Regions from separate parts of the Homo sapiens genome. Here region 2 is linked to region 1. A link is a loop called in an ENCODE intact Hi-C map of the cell type or tissue named here. Cell type or tissue: endothelial cell of umbilical vein. All regions are shown on one strand. Links, peaks and the distances in the headings refer to the core of each region. The heading gives the core; the rest is flanking DNA.

What was found. Hi-C counts contacts between places; a loop is a spot of excess contacts. Peaks named below come from ENCODE experiments on the same cell type or tissue, not always from the same donor. Only the 100,000 strongest peaks of a DNase experiment are listed, where the experiment ranks them.
Region 2: a loop joins it to region 1, with 7 times the contacts of the local background. A loop is called at or near these places in 1 of 110 quality-filtered maps.

The regions. Positions count from the first base shown.
Region 1 is chr13:63,625,179-63,632,971 of GRCh38, reverse strand. LOC105370236 (a long non-coding RNA gene) reads right to left here. Exons shown (of 7, transcript XR_942019.2): 3 at 6,026-6,150. Among named protein-coding and RNA genes, the nearest start is that of LINC00395, 110 kb to the left of the region's middle. RefSeq lists an enhancer at 6,762-7,056. In endothelial cell of umbilical vein, for the core only: no CTCF peak of the experiment used is centred there; no DNase peak of the experiment used is centred there.
Region 2 is chr13:63,697,487-63,705,279 of GRCh38, reverse strand. The region is part of intron 3 of LINC00395 (long intergenic non-protein coding RNA 395); the gene reads left to right. Among named protein-coding and RNA genes, the nearest start is that of LINC00395, 37 kb to the left of the region's middle. In endothelial cell of umbilical vein, for the core only: no CTCF peak of the experiment used is centred there; a DNase peak (open chromatin) is centred at 4,289.

The sequences.
Region 1 (7,793 bases), core at 1,768-6,767:
GGCTTTCTGCCTCAAGGCTTTGCTCCCAAGTTATTTAGGAGATTGTTAAGCACACAGTTATTAATACAACCCTGGGACAGTATAGGAGTTAAATGTCTCTAAACTACCCTTTACTGAATAAGGAATGAGAGATGGTGGAGAAATATCTCTGCCCCATGTATATAAGAAAAGTCTGGATGGAGTTTCTGGGAAAAGCCAATAAAAGAGTTGCACACCAACCCCTAAGGATCTAGAGCAAAGCCTTGCCTTTTATGGAAGATAACAACTTAATACTTGTAAAAGGTTTCCTGGATTCTTAGTAGAGACTGAACACCTTTTCATAAAACATCAAGTGATTATGGGAATAAAGCTGCCAAAATTGAGTACCTAGAGTATTTTCTGATCTACCAGGTTATAACTGTCAGGGAAGCATTGCAGCAATCCATTGTACCATGGAAATGATGCATTTGGGATTGAAGCCAAAAAAGCTCGAAGAACATAAAAGTTATTTCAATGAGTAGTTCAAACCCCTATGTATCTTACAACGTTACACTTAACATCTGTCCCTAAGCTCATTCTTATGGCCTTGTGACTACTGTAGTCTGGCCAAGAAAAGTAGGTTGGAATAAGCTATAATCTTCTGCAGCTGATCTCGAGGCATTAATTAATAGTTAGTGTTTCCTTTTCTATTACCCATTCTAGATTTGAATACTGATGGTAAAGAAAATCTAGATTGGATGAGTGAAGAAAAAAATAGTGAATATCATATTTTCAGAAATAGTTGCAGAAGTAAATACTGATTCATTCCACTCGTTTTATGGTCCGGTTTTTCCCCCCTTTTCTTTTCTTTCTTTTTCCTTCTTTCTTTTTTTTCTGCCCCAAGAAATTGCACTTGACCCCAAACTGGAAAAGTTAGTGAGATGGATTTAACATAAATCATGAGACATTTGAACAATGCAAGAAGTGAATTCTAGTAGACACTTTGATTCATCGTTTGCACCTTTTTGAATCACCTCTGACTTCATGCACAAATGTGGAGGAGAGGTTGTTGCATGCTGAAAGTTATATTCTAAGCACTCATGGAATGGATCTCAGGCTTTCTGCTTCAAGACTTTACATTGAAGTCCAAGATTCTGCTCAGTTTGAGCAGGCCCAACTCAGAAATGTGAAATGGTCAGCTCCAGAAAAGATTGTCAGGGGAGCAAAGGCACAGATACTTTAGCCTTTAGTCCTTCAAAAGAAAGGATCAGGGAAGCACTGTACCTATATCTCAGCGGTCCTTTGACAGTCATCTTCATACCACACTGTTTATTAGCATTTTCTCTATCACTTTCTCACTTTACCTGTTCCATTTCCATACTCCCTTCTTATGTTTTATTTTACAAAGCAAATTCATGCAACCAAAGTCTTATCTCAAGCTATGCTTTTGGGGGAACCAAAGGAGCAATAGTTATAATAACACCTAACATCTATTATCCCCCAATTCGTCATTTTAAGCAATGTTTTATTCTTGCTTAGAGAACACTGAAAGTGTAGTAAGATATAACTTCCAGAAATATATGACTCTCTTTATCTTGTATTTTGTAACAGCCTAAACTTACTGAAGGAATTATGCCTAATTATTTAGGGGACATGGAGAAAGCAAAAATGGCTTTGTGAAACTAGTGGAAGCAGAGATTAAGAACCCTGATGTGACAGTTAATTTTAGGTGTCAGCTTGACTGGGTTAAGGAATACCTAGAGAACTGGTGAAGCGTTACTTTTGGTAAGTCTGGGAAGGGTGTTTTCCGAGAAGAATGTCATGTGAGTCAGTGAACTGAGTGGGGAAGGTCCACCCACCTGCAATATGGGTAGGCAACATCTAATGAGCTGGGCTCTTGGATAAAAGACAAAAAAAGGAGAGCAAAACACTTTCCGTCTCCTGAAGTGAGGACTCTTGTCCTCCTGCCCTTGAACATCAGAACTCCAGGCTCTCCATGCTTGGGACTGAGAATTACACCATAAACTTCCCTGGTTCTGAAGCTTTTGGATTTGGACTGAGACAGGGCACCTTCGTCCCAGGGTCTCCAGTTTACAGACCGCCTGTCAAGAGATTTAGCCTTCATAATCATGTGAGCCAATTCCCCTTAAGAATCACAACTCATATCTATCTATCTCCATGTTCATGTCTGTATCCATATTTATATCCCTATCTATATATCTCTCTATCTTTTCTATTGGTTCTGTCTCTATAGAGAACACTGACTAATACATCTGATATTTCAGCAGGCCTTGTGAAGAAAGGACCAGAGCTACTCCACAGCACTGCAAAAGGGTATGGTGTGACCTCAGAGAAGATGTCTACTTGGCATGGTTAGGTACGGGCGTTTCCAATCAGCAAAGTTTCTCATTGTCCATAGACAAGCAAAGAATTGCTTGACATCAAATGAGCACTGAAAGTTTAGATACATGGAATTTTAGTAGCGACCATTTTTGATTGGTTAAAACTGCTTACATCAATTAAGCATCATAGGATTATCTCATAATCTAGGATGGAAAGTGGGGGTGGCTTTAATAATCAGTAATATGGCTTTTTCCATATTATTATGTGTGGGTGTTCTTAATCAGGATTATATTAACTTAAATTTTATCTGAGTTTATGGATTGAGAATCATTTTCTTTAACTCTTTAGTTAGATTAACGCATTTATATCTCAAACAATCTTACAAGGTCATTGTTACTGATGCTTTGTGTGTACCAGAACTTTTTCTAGATCATAGTCAATGTAGGATCATCAAAGAAAAAATATCTTTCATTCCATCTGAGAATTAATACCAAAAGGAGTTAGTAAAAACAATTGAATATGAAATATTTTTTCTAAAAGCTATATGTCTGCTAAATTTAGATTAGATTTTATAAATTTTAAGATCATATTTTTATATGTAAATGTATATTTAATTATAATATGTCTAAGAATTGGTAGTTTGCCACACTTTAATTGGCAGGGTTTTTTTTCTTTCTTAGAGACATAAAATACTAGTTTGTCTCAATTAACTTACATTAGATAAAATACTCAGAACTGAGAAGTTATAAAATTCTGCAGTTTGTATTTTATTCCAGATTTTGATATTAATCATTAAAAGACAAACTTCAGAGAACAAACTGCTGCTGTAGAATTTGTCTAGGACACATGATTGTACACTGGACACATGAGTGCACACTGGATCATTGCCTGACACATCGCATGAGCTGCCACAAGTCAAGATTATCTGTTTTCATAGAAACCACCTCATTGATTTCCAGAATCAGAGGAATATGCTAGTTTTTCAAGTTAGCTCGGCTGCACAGTGTATATTTCACAGGCAAATTATTCATAAGGAAGAGGGGGTGTTACTCTCAGGCTTTTTACTGGAAAGCAGAAATGAGCAGCAAGCAAGGAAACCTTGTGGAATGGTGCTATATAGATATACAGTTTTCCTTTGGGGAAAATGTTTCAAAAAATATTCACTTTTGTTGTATTATTTGAAATCATTTAATTGTCATATAATTTGCTTGCGTATTTGGAAAACCCATGTTTGGAAATACATTTCGCTACTGTAGCATTTTTTATTTACATCATATAATTTTTTAAATTAAGGAAACACTTTAACAAAGCTATTAGAAAATAATTTGAAAAGAACAAGTAGGTGCATTCAATTCAGGAATATTTTTTTACCAGTAGATACCTAATATGTTTCATAATTTCATTATTAGGTTTCTGTAACTCCTCCTATTTATTATGACAAGAGTTGGTTCTGGAATTGATGATACTGTACCACAGATTTTTGTAAAAGGCAAATAATTACATATTTTAATGCTAATATTAGACTCAAGATGTCCTAAAACGTGCCACAAAGCAGTGGAAAAATGTTCATGGCTACAATATAGGAGAGAAAATCAGTATGTGCAGTTAGCATAATAAAGAGAAGAAAAATATATTCTAGATATAAACAATCTGATAAAACTGAGTTAAGCTTAAATTAGTGAGGGCAAATAATAAGGATAGAAAATAGAATATGATTAAATAGGCAGAAACAGAGAGAAATTAACAAGAAAATATCAACAGAAACAATAATCTAAGATTCAGTAATAATAGCAATATAAAAAAGATGCCAATATGCTAACTGGGGAAAAATTCAAAATATTAGGAGCAAAGAACAAGATAAAATCACAGATAAGTGGAGAAAAAATAGGGATAGAATGTATAAATTAAGAAGCTGGAAGCTGATAAATGAAAGACAAAAAGCACAAGATGAACACAACAAGAAAATATAGAGACCTTATCACTGGAAGGAAAGGGAGAAAGTAAAAGAAAGATAAGGGCTCAAGAAAGAACAAGATGAAAGAAATCAATCCCACAAGAAATGTGACTCTTGTCAGTTATAGGTGGGAGAGATGTTTCATTTCAGACAGCAGGAAATGAAAGCTTGATAGGTCAAAGCTGAATGACCTTACTGAAAGTTTAAGTGAGAAAAGTGACCACTGTGATAATAAAAAGGAAAGTGAAATAAAAATTTTGATTTATGCTTAAGCCGAAGGTCATTTTAGTGCTCTTATGTAGACGTACATTTTCAGCAAGAAATTACCAATATGTTAAAAATAAAGTTTCAGACAGCATATGAAGAAATGCGTAAGATAATTTTGCTGTACTACACAGTACAGTTTTGAGATAACAGAAAGTTTGTTGTGAGATGCAAATTACTTTTCCTTGATCTCTCTGGGTCTATTATGTGAACATTTGACATGTATGACCTACTGTAACTCCTGATAATACAGTAGTGCATTGAAACTGAGACTTACCAAAGGGAGAAGGAAAATTCCTAAGTATATTTATTAATCTAATAATTCATATACTTATACTATACATTCTTAGTTTCTCTCTGTTTCTATGCTAGGTTCTGGAAATTTAAAAATAAATTAGGTGCAGCTCTTGTCCTTTAAAATTGTGAAGTAAAAAAACAGCGGGAGAAAGAGATAAGGAGTCAAGATCATTAGAGAGAATGATAAATGTTCTCATTGATATAAGCACAGGGTAGTATGTTGAGAGGAAATATTTGGGCAGGATGAAATTTCCAGACAAGAATAGGAGGCAAATCAATGCAGGAGTAAGAGGGCAACTAAGAAAGGGTAAATCTAATTCTATTTACATTTCAATGAAGATATGAGTGACAATTATTAATGGGCCTTTAAGAATTCTTATACCTTTGTTCCTTTTTATGTTTGTTATATTTACCGTGGTTTTCAGATAATTCGTTTTAAAAAGCACTTGTAAAATTGATGGTGTTTTTTACATAAAGAGGAAGGAAGGGGACAAATTAGGAGAACAAATCTCACCTTTTTCTCTCATTACCACGTACATGTGAACCCCCAAAACAAATGTGTTCAGCACAAAACACACATACTTCCCCAAACATAGATGGATTTATCTTCTGAAATGTTTGTGAAGCTCCTTTTGGGTGCAAGGAACAGAAAATACTGGGATTATCTCCAGTATCAAAGATTCTCATAAATATACAGATAATCCTCTTGGTAAATTTGAAGCATTTACAAGAGTAATTCTAGCTTGCAGGTCAAGTCCCCAACTGATATGCCTTGCTTCTTCTGCAAGCAGTTTATAGAAAGGGGACACATAGACTGTAAGAACGGAAACACTTAGTACTTTAGTAAATATAACCTAATGAAACTGAACACCTCATTTAATAAAATTATCCTGCTATCCAGCACCTAACATCTAAGTTTTATAGTATTATCTCATGAAGAGCTCTCATGAGTTCTTTAAATATATTCAGAAAGGCCCTTTATGTATGTGTCAGCAATAGTAAGCAATAAACGAGTAAGATTGGAAATCCATCTGCTGCCTATAGCTAGAGACTGGGTTAAAATGTGATCAGTAATAAATGAATGATAACATATAACCTCACTGCTTACAAATCTATTTAAGACCTTGCATATTACACATAGCTAAATCATGGAAGCTACCGTACCCATGTAACCTTAGCAAAGAGGCTGCCCCATACCAAGTTTCCTACCTTAGAGAAACAGTAAGGCTCCACAAGTTAAGCACATCTTCTCTGGCCATAGCTGAATAGACTAGGAAAGATTAGCTGGACCACAAGCCACAATTCATGAGCTGGCCAGCAATATCTAAGGTGGTCTGTCAAGAAAAAAAAGAAAGTGGGAAAATGTTAGATGCAAGAAGATTCTCTTCTTTGGAAAAATAACCAGAAAATACGAAAGCATCAAGAAATTACTATTCAAAATAGACAATAAAACTGTGGATATATGTAAGGTATGAAGCAATAAAAACAATAATGGGCAGTAAATTGGTCCCACATCATGAGGAGATAGAAACACAAATAAGCAAAAACCACAAGACACAAAATCTATACAGAATAGCACTGGCAGATGCAGTGAAAGAAAAACTAAAAAGAAGATAAATGACAATAATGACAGAGATTGATAAATTTATATAATAAAGAAAAGATATAATGTAAAATGTAAGCGTTAAAACTTCTAGCTTGAAGGATATATCACTGTCTCTATGGGCCAAGCTTTATACTCTGTTATTTCTATGAGAGTTTATGTTCATTACGCCTATACATATTTTTAAAATATTTCTGTGCTGCCTGAGTTAGACTTAATGTATCGCTTTTAGAAAACCTAAATAATCCAACTAATATAATGATGCTGAGTACAGACATTTGCACTGTTTCTCTATGTGTTATTAAATTAGTAGAAGGCCATTAGCCTGAGGCTGTCTCTGTACTTTTTGAGTTCCTGCATAACAAATTGCAACCTAACTTAGTACATACACATGCCAAAAAGCTAATTTAGGAATATAACAAAGCCAAGTTTAGCCAATCACAGGCAGCCAGTTCATCACATTATGCCCAAATAAGGCACATGGTTCATTATGTCATGCCCAAAGAAGGCAGATGACTCATCACACCATGCCCAAATGAGGTGGATGCCTAAGTGTAGCAAATGACTTATCTACTTTGCTTCTGTGTTCACCCAATAAGGCCTATAAAAGCTCCCTGCCCATACTGCCAGGCAGGGCTCTATGAACCTCCTCTGGTTCTGAATGTCACTCAGTTAAGGAGTCGTTCTTTGCTCAGATAAACTCTGCCAAATTTAACTTGCCTACAAATTAAATGTTAACAATCCCCAAATGGTATGAAAATTTTCATATGTCCATGTGTGCACCAGCCAGTTCCCTTTTCTTTCCACCACAGTTATTACTGGTGTCGCTATTTAGGTCCTCATGATGGTGAAGGGTGTATAATTTCAAAAAATGTCTCCGGCTTGGGAGGTAGTATACAAATAGTGTATTAACTGAGCTCTGGAAAGGCTTTCAAGCTCTGTGATTTATTCTAATAAATAGTCATCCAAGGTGTTGTGAGATGTATTTGTATACTGGAAAAAATGGAAAATTAAGATTTCTTTTGTGATGAGACCATGCTTTAACTAAAATACTCACAAATATGGCCAACGAGGCATTTTTGCTACAAAAAGCTATCGTTCAGAACACTAGATTTGAATATTCTCTCATTTTACCTGTTATGGTTTGGGTAGTAATTTAGTTTCTCTGAATCCGAGATGACTGATTTGTAAAACAGGGTAGTATGGCAGTGCTACTTAATGTATAGTCCTCTTATGAGAAGCAAAAAGAGAAGCACTTGGTAAATTTAAAAAGATAGCACAAAGCCAGGCGCCATGGCTCACGCCTGTAATCCCAACACTTTGGGAGGCCGAGGCAGGCAGATCACAAGGTCAGGAGATGGAGACCATCCTGGC
Region 2 (7,793 bases), core at 1,244-6,243, 73 kb before region 1:
CTTGCATTACAAATTCATTAATTATATCACGTTCTTAACAAGGTGAAGTCCAAATCATTTACTGCGGAGTGTTTATGTTTCTAGTAAACTCCATGGTAACTGGCTTAAATCATGTAAAATTTATTAACTCACATACTTGGAAGGCAGTGTGGACTTCAGCGTTTGCCCATTCCAGTGACTCAGTAATGTCACAAATGTAAAACTTCTCATCTGTCCTCTCTGCCACTCATAGTTTCAAATTCAGTTTGATGCATTACTATTCATGAACTTAAAATGACTTCAAATAGTTGTTAGGCTACATAAGCTTTCATCCATGTTTGAGAAGAGTTTTTCAATTATGAAGAATGTCCTAAGCTTGCTTCAGATTTGGCAAATTGGGGCAGGTACTTAACTGAAGCAATGACTCTGGCCAGGGGAATGAAATTTGTTGATTGGCTCAGCCCTTGGAACCACAAGGGCATCTAATCTAGGGCAGATACAATGAATGGCGAGAAAATCACAATGTTCTCTACAAGCTGCTAACTTGGCTGAAGTTTCCTACTTCTCTTCGTTCATTCACACATTGAATATGAAACACACGGTGACAGCTTGTCTTTTCCAAACATGTCTGACACAGTATGTTTTATTCCACATGCTCTTTCAAAGTCCTCTCCTTGAACCTGGGAAATCCTTTGTGACTGACCTGATAGAATATAATGGAAGTGAGGGTAAATGACACGTGAGTTTAGGTTACAAAAATGTCACAAAAATCTGCCTTGTTCTCTGGGGATGCTGACTCCTGGAACCAAGCCACGATACCACAAAGAAAGTCAGACAACATAAAATGGCCTTGTACAGTTTCCTTTTTCTATGTTTTTTTTTTTTTTAACTGAATGCACCAGATTTGGCCTGAGTCAATTGTCAATCTAATGTATCAAACAGCATTCACTTGAGTGAAGAAAAATTCAATACGACTCTAGCCTCCACCTCCATCTGAATATGAACTCCTGAGAGACCACTAAAGAAAATTGTCTGTCTCAAACTAGCAACCTTCAGAATTGTGAAAGATATAAAATAATTGTTAATGTTTCAAACCACTAAAATTTGGGTGATTCATTGCAAGCAATAGACAACAAAAACACATTGATACCAATACAACTTTTAAGAGCCAGTCAATACTTCATCTATATAAAGCTTTTTCTTTATATTCTTGTTCTCTCATTCTCAGTTATTTTCTCTCTTTTATGCTCCTAAAGCTTTCTACAGAAAGTTTTACAAATCACATCCTGCATTAAAACTATTTTTATGTATGTCTCCTTCACCAGACTGCATTCCTTGAGGAAATTGGTTATACTATGTACATTTTTTTCAACTGTGGAGAGTGTAGTCTATGTAATGGTTCCCTATAAATGTTGATTGAATCAATTAATCAACCAATCAATCATTTAACTCTGAATTAATGTTAATATTTGTAATAATCTTTACTTCTTTAGATTATACCTGTCTTTGTGTATGGCATGATTATATGATTTCAATATTTCTGTTTCTAAGAGGGTACTATAATGGCAAAAACCATGATTACTTTTGCCAACTTTAAACTTTACTTTTACTTTTGCCAAAGTTAAGAACCAACTTCTTAACTTTTGTAAACATATTGCACATTTATCATATATGCCTGAAAGCTTATATTAAAGTTGAAAACTATTTTCTAGAGAATTGAAACTATTTCTGTTTGACACAGCACTTTTTTATTTATTTATTTATTTTTTTTTTTTTTGAGATGAAGTCTCACTCTGTCGCCCACGCCAGAGCGCAGTGGTGCAATCTTGGCTCACTGCAACCTCTGCCTCCTAGGTTCAAGCAATTCTCCTGCCTCAGCCTCTCGAGAAGCTGATATTACAGACCTGAGCCACCACACTCAGCTAATTTTTGTATTTTTAATAGAGATGTGGGTTCACCATGTTGGCCAGGCTGGTCTTAAACTCCTGAACTCAAATGATCTGCCCGCCTCAGCCACTCAAAGTGCTGGGATTACAGGTGTGAGCCACCACGCCCGTCTGACACAGTACTTTTTGAAATGAAACTGATAATATCATCATCATTTTGCCTTTCTTTTTATCTAGTGGCTTTGTTTAGAAACAAACACAAAACAAAACTTCTATTTTCATGTGGATTTGCAGTTTACTCTTCTCATGTGTCTGGAACTTCTAATGACATCAACATTTTGTATGAAATAGGGTAGAAATCTTCCCTCAAGTTTGTGTACATTCTTCAAGCTATTATCAGTAAGTTCCCCATTCTGATAGCTAATGCATTTCATTTATTGGTTTACCAGTTTAACCATTTATTTATTGCTCTGCAATAATTGCTTCTTTTTCATCATGACTCCTTACATGATGAACTTTTTCCATATGACTTAAAAATACTTTATTTTGCAGCAAATAAAAGCATTTATTGTTCGGAATGCAATTTTCAACATTTTCAATGACAATATAATCCTTTATATTTGTTTAGTAGTCTAAGTGAAAAAGTATTAAATATGTACTCTCCTCTCCTCTTATAGTATGTATCTTTGTATAACATTAAAATTACTGAGAAACGTAATTTGAGAAATCTTTGCAAAAACTTCCTTCCGCAAACTTTGGTTTTGCCATATACAAATGACAGTGTTTTCATGATAGTATGGTATATACAGAAAGACATAAATGACATCCTCTGCCTCCAAAATAAAAAATGACATTATACAGTAAAGTTGTTCTCTAAGCAAAAGATGTTTAAAATGGAGTGTTAAAGTAGTAAAGTGGAGGGAGAGACTACTTTATGCTGAGAGAATCAAGGGAAACTAGAAAAGTTATGACGTTTTAGCTGGGCTTTAAGATATTGTTTTGATTTGCATATATAAATATGGCTGAGGACATTTGAGTCAGAAATTATACAAGCAGGTCAGAATAAAGAAAAAAATATGTAACTGCTGGGCATGTTGTGATATTACCAATAGAGTATATGAAAAGATAGTAACAAAAGTCAGAGATGACTACAGGTTTAGAAATATGAATAACAGATTGTGGCACTAATAAAAATGTGAAATTCATGTTTGGGAACTGACTTGTAGAAAAGTAAGATTAGTTCAGTTTTAGTCTGTGGTGTTTGAAATACTAATTGGATACTGAGTCTTATACGGACCTGGAAGTTCAGAACAACAGCTAAAGAGACCGATTGTAGTTAACAGATATCAGATATTTGGATAAATTTAGAGGAAGATAGGTGGATAGATTGATAGATACTAAAAATGTAGAAAGAGATACAATTAAAGGCAATTTTAGGAAAAGTAAGAAGACATTTTAATTAGCTTATTTTGTCTCCAACTGTTTACTTAAAGCCTTTTGTTTTAACCAGAGGTCCTGAAAATGCAGGAAAAGTTGAATCTGAAGCCATGTTTTGTTTAGCTAGCGTAATTCTGAAAAAGCCAAATTTTGACTGTAAATGTCATGTGCATTTCCCATTTGCCTGTGAACTCCAAATTATCCCTCATCCTGGGTACATCACAAATTTGTGATTCTTTCTTGCTACCTGAAGTTACTGAACCTCAAGGCCACCATATGTAACCATTGTTGTGAATTCATTGCTTACTTCAAGTGCCTTGGAAGTTTATTTACTCATTACTCTTTTCCGAAAAGCATGGAACATGCAGCGTGCAATGCTAGAAGTTTAGAGTATGAAAATGGCAGTGATATAGCAAAAAATAAATAAGACAAATATATATAATACCACACCACAAAAAGAGCTAATGGCAGTGCTTTTCCAACTGTCTGAGCTGAAAGGTTATTTTTCCCCAGTCTTTTGTGGAGTGATACAATTATGAAAATAAAAATGTTATAAAAAATAAAATGAGATTAAACATTATACACACAAAATAGAAACAAATTTTTTATTATTAGATTCAACAAACATAAAATTACATTTCAGTAAATATAATCAGAACAAATGTAAAATAGAAAAAAGGAAACAGAACAAAATGAAATCTATATAACTCTCCAAACTGTTTTGATGTTTTGTTTTAATCAAAATCTTAACATAGAAATCAGTCTTACAATAATATACCAATAGGAATGGAAAATAAGAATTTAGTAGCAAAAAAAAGGCAGATAAGAGGCAGGACTAAATCGTAGCTCCCACTGGGACAGACAGAGCAGTATGTGGAGACTCACATTGTGAACTTCTGCTCCAAGAACTACTGCAGAAATAAACCAGGAAAGGCAAGAGAATCCACAGACCCTTTGAAGGAAGCAGATGGTTCCTGCAGGACCGAGGAGACAGCCAAATACTGTGAGTGCCAAACTGTGAAAGTGGGAAAAAGGAATCATCCTCCCCCAAATACAGACCTGCACTGGGGAACCTGAGGCGGATTACGGGAAAAGGATTTGACCATAAAATTACCTGGAGGTGAGACAATTTGGAGAGCCAAGTGAAATACGGGGTAGAGGAGGCAATTGTAAAAGCCCTGTGGGTCCTCCGGAAAGCCATTTCTGACTTGTCTCACTGGGGTCCCCTTGGGGACAGCTGCCAGAGGAACTGGGGAAAAAAACACAGGGAGAGGGAAACCTCCAGCTGAACTTGGTAACAATTCCAAACAGATTGGAAGTGTCCTGGCCAGAGCTCAGGGGAAATCATGAATCCAGAGTGCAGACTCCACAGGCGGAAAGATGTGAAAGCCCTGCTTGCATTCTCAGCTGAGAGGGTGGTAGCCTGGGGCAAGTTCTCAGCCCTGCTCACTCACTGCCTGGAAACAAACTCCGTGCTGTTGTGGGAGTGCACAGTGAGAATAAGACCAGCCTTTTGGGTTGTGAGGGAGCTGGGTGAGGCCTGAAACTGCAAGCTTTCCCTCACTTCCCTGACAACCTTCATGACACAGAAGAGGCAGCCATGATACTCCTCGGTACATAACTCTATTGACGTAGGAAACACACCGCCATCCCCCACAGAAGTAGCAGCAAGCCCCACCCAAGGAGAGTCCTAGCTCAGATACATCTAACCCTATTCTCATCTGATGGTTCTTCCCCTCCCACCCGGGTAGCCGAAGACAAAGGTCATATTCTCTTGGGAGTTCTAGGGCCTTGCCCATCTACTGATCCTCCCCTATACTTACCACACCTGATGCTGTCCTGAAAGCATCACCTCCTGGCAGGAGGCCAACCAGCACAAAACTAGTGTATAAAACAACTACAACTAAGGACCCGCTCAGAGTCCATTTCACTCCCCTGCCACCTCCACCAAAGTATCCACAGCTGAGAGACCTGAAGGTGATTCACATCCCAAGATTGTGTGCAGATACCCCTCAGTACCAGCCCAGAGCCTGGTAGCCCTGCTGGGTGGCTAGATCCAGAAGAGAAATAACAGTCACTACAATTCAGCTCTCAGGAAGCCACATTGCCAGGAAAAGGGGGAGAGTAATGTATCAGGGGAGCACTCTGTGGAACAAACGAATCTGAACAGCAGCCTTTAACCTCAGATCTTTCCTCTGACATAGCCTACCACAATGAGAAAGAATCAGAAAAACAATTCTGGTCATGTGACAAAACAAAGTTCTTTAACACTCCCCAAAAAATCACACTAGCTCACCAACAATGGGTCCAAACCAAGAAGAAATCCCTAAATTGCCAGAAAAAGAATTCAGAAATTTGATTGTTAAGCTAAGCAAGGAGGCATTAGAGAAAGTTGAAGTCCAACTTAAGGAAATAAAAACAAAAATACAAGGTATGAGGGGAGAAATCTTCAGTGAAATAGATGCCATAAATTAAAAAACACAACTTCAGGAAATAAAAGACATACTTAGAGAAATGCAAAATGTACTGGAAAGCCCCAGCAATAGAATCAAACAAGCTGAAGAAAGAACTTTAGAGCTCGAAGACTAGGTTTTCGAAATAACCCAATCCAACAAAGACAGATAAAAAATAAAAATAAAAAAAAAGAACACAGTCTCCAAGAAGGTTGGGATTATGTTAAATGACCAAACCTAAGAATAATTGGTGTTCCTAAGGAAGAAGAGGAATCTAAAAGTTTGGAAAACATATGTGGGGGAACAATTGAGGAAAACTTCCCCGGCCTTGCTAGAGGTCTAGACATCCAAATACAAGGAGCTCAAAGAACACCTGGGAAATTCATTGCAAAAAGATCACCACTTAGGCACATAGTCATCAGGTTATCTAAAGTCAAGATGAAGAAAATAATATTAAGAGCTGTGAGGAAAAACACCAGGTAACCAATAAAGGAAAACTGATCAGGTTAACAGCAGACTTCTTAGCAGAAACCCTACAAACTAGAAGGCATGAGGATCCTATCTTCAGCTTCCTAAAACAAAATAATTATCAGCCAAGGATTTTCTATCTAGAAAAACTAAGCTTCATAAATGAAGGAAAGGCACAGTCTTTTTCAGACAAACACTTTCACCACTTTTATTCAGCATAGTACTGGAAGTCCTATCCTGAGCCGTCAGACAAGAGAAAGAAATAAAGAGCATACAAATTGGAGAAGACGAAGTCAAACTGTTGCTGTTCTCTGATGATAGGATTGTACCCTAGAAAACCCTGAACTCATCCAATAAGTTCCTAGATCTCGTAAACAAATTCATTAGAGTTTCAGGATACAAAATCAATGTCCACAAATCAGTAGCACTGTGGTGATTCTCATTTCTAAATTTCCAACATGCAGGTATGTTCTTACATTGACAATTCAAGATATTACATTAAAGTTTTAGGATTCATAATTCCATTTACTTCTTGATTATTATGACCAAATTACAGATCATCTCTCTCTCTCTCTTTTTTTCTTTCCTGACAGGGTTTCACTCTGTTGCTCAGGCAGGAGTAGAGCTCTGTGATAACAGCTTGCTGCAGCCTTTGCCAAAAGGGCTTAGTTGATCCTTCCACATTAGCCTCCTAAGTAGCTCAGCCACTGGAGTAGCTGGAGCTACAGGTGGGCCACCACGCCTTGCCTTTTTTTTTTTTGTAACTTTTGTAGTGACATAGTCTCACTGTGTTGCCCAGGCTGGTCTCCTGGGTGCAAGTGATCCTCCTGCCTCAGCCTCCCTAAGTGCTGAGATTACAGGTATGAGCCAACACACCTAGCCACTACTTCCCCTCTTTTTTTTTTTTTTTGACAAGGTCTTGCTCTGTCGCTCAGGCTGGAGTGCAGTGGCTCAAATATGGCTTATTGCAGCCTCCACCTCCTGGGCTTAAGTGATTCTCTTGCTTGCCTCAGCCTCATGAGTAGCTGGGACTACAGGTGCACACCACAAGTATGTTCCAGCTATTTTTTTGATTTTTTTTTTTTTTTGTAAAGACCAGGCCCCACTTTGTTACCCAGGCTTGTCTTGAACTTGTGGGCTCAAGTGATCCTCCCACCTTGACTTCCGAAAGTGTGGGATTACAGACAAAAGGCACAGTGTCCAGTCAGATCATCTCTTAATAATGTAATAAAAATACAAAGAAACTCTATTCTTACAAATGTCTAATTTTTGCCTTTTGATCTTATCTGCCACAGGAAATAATTTTGTATTTCTCCCATGAGGAGGTTATAAATGAATTATTGAATATTTTCAGACAAATAAGCTAATCTAGGGGTTCAATTCAGACCTCTAAATTGGTACCAAATTTATTTCTTATTATGCAAAATGTTAATTCCAGAAATTTCCACCTTGATAACCATTGCACCTAAGCATGTGATAATAGCTATTAATGATCATATTCTCATTAATCATGTGATAAAGACAATAATCCAAAGTTTAATATAGTATTTATTCTGCAGTTTATGAAGTA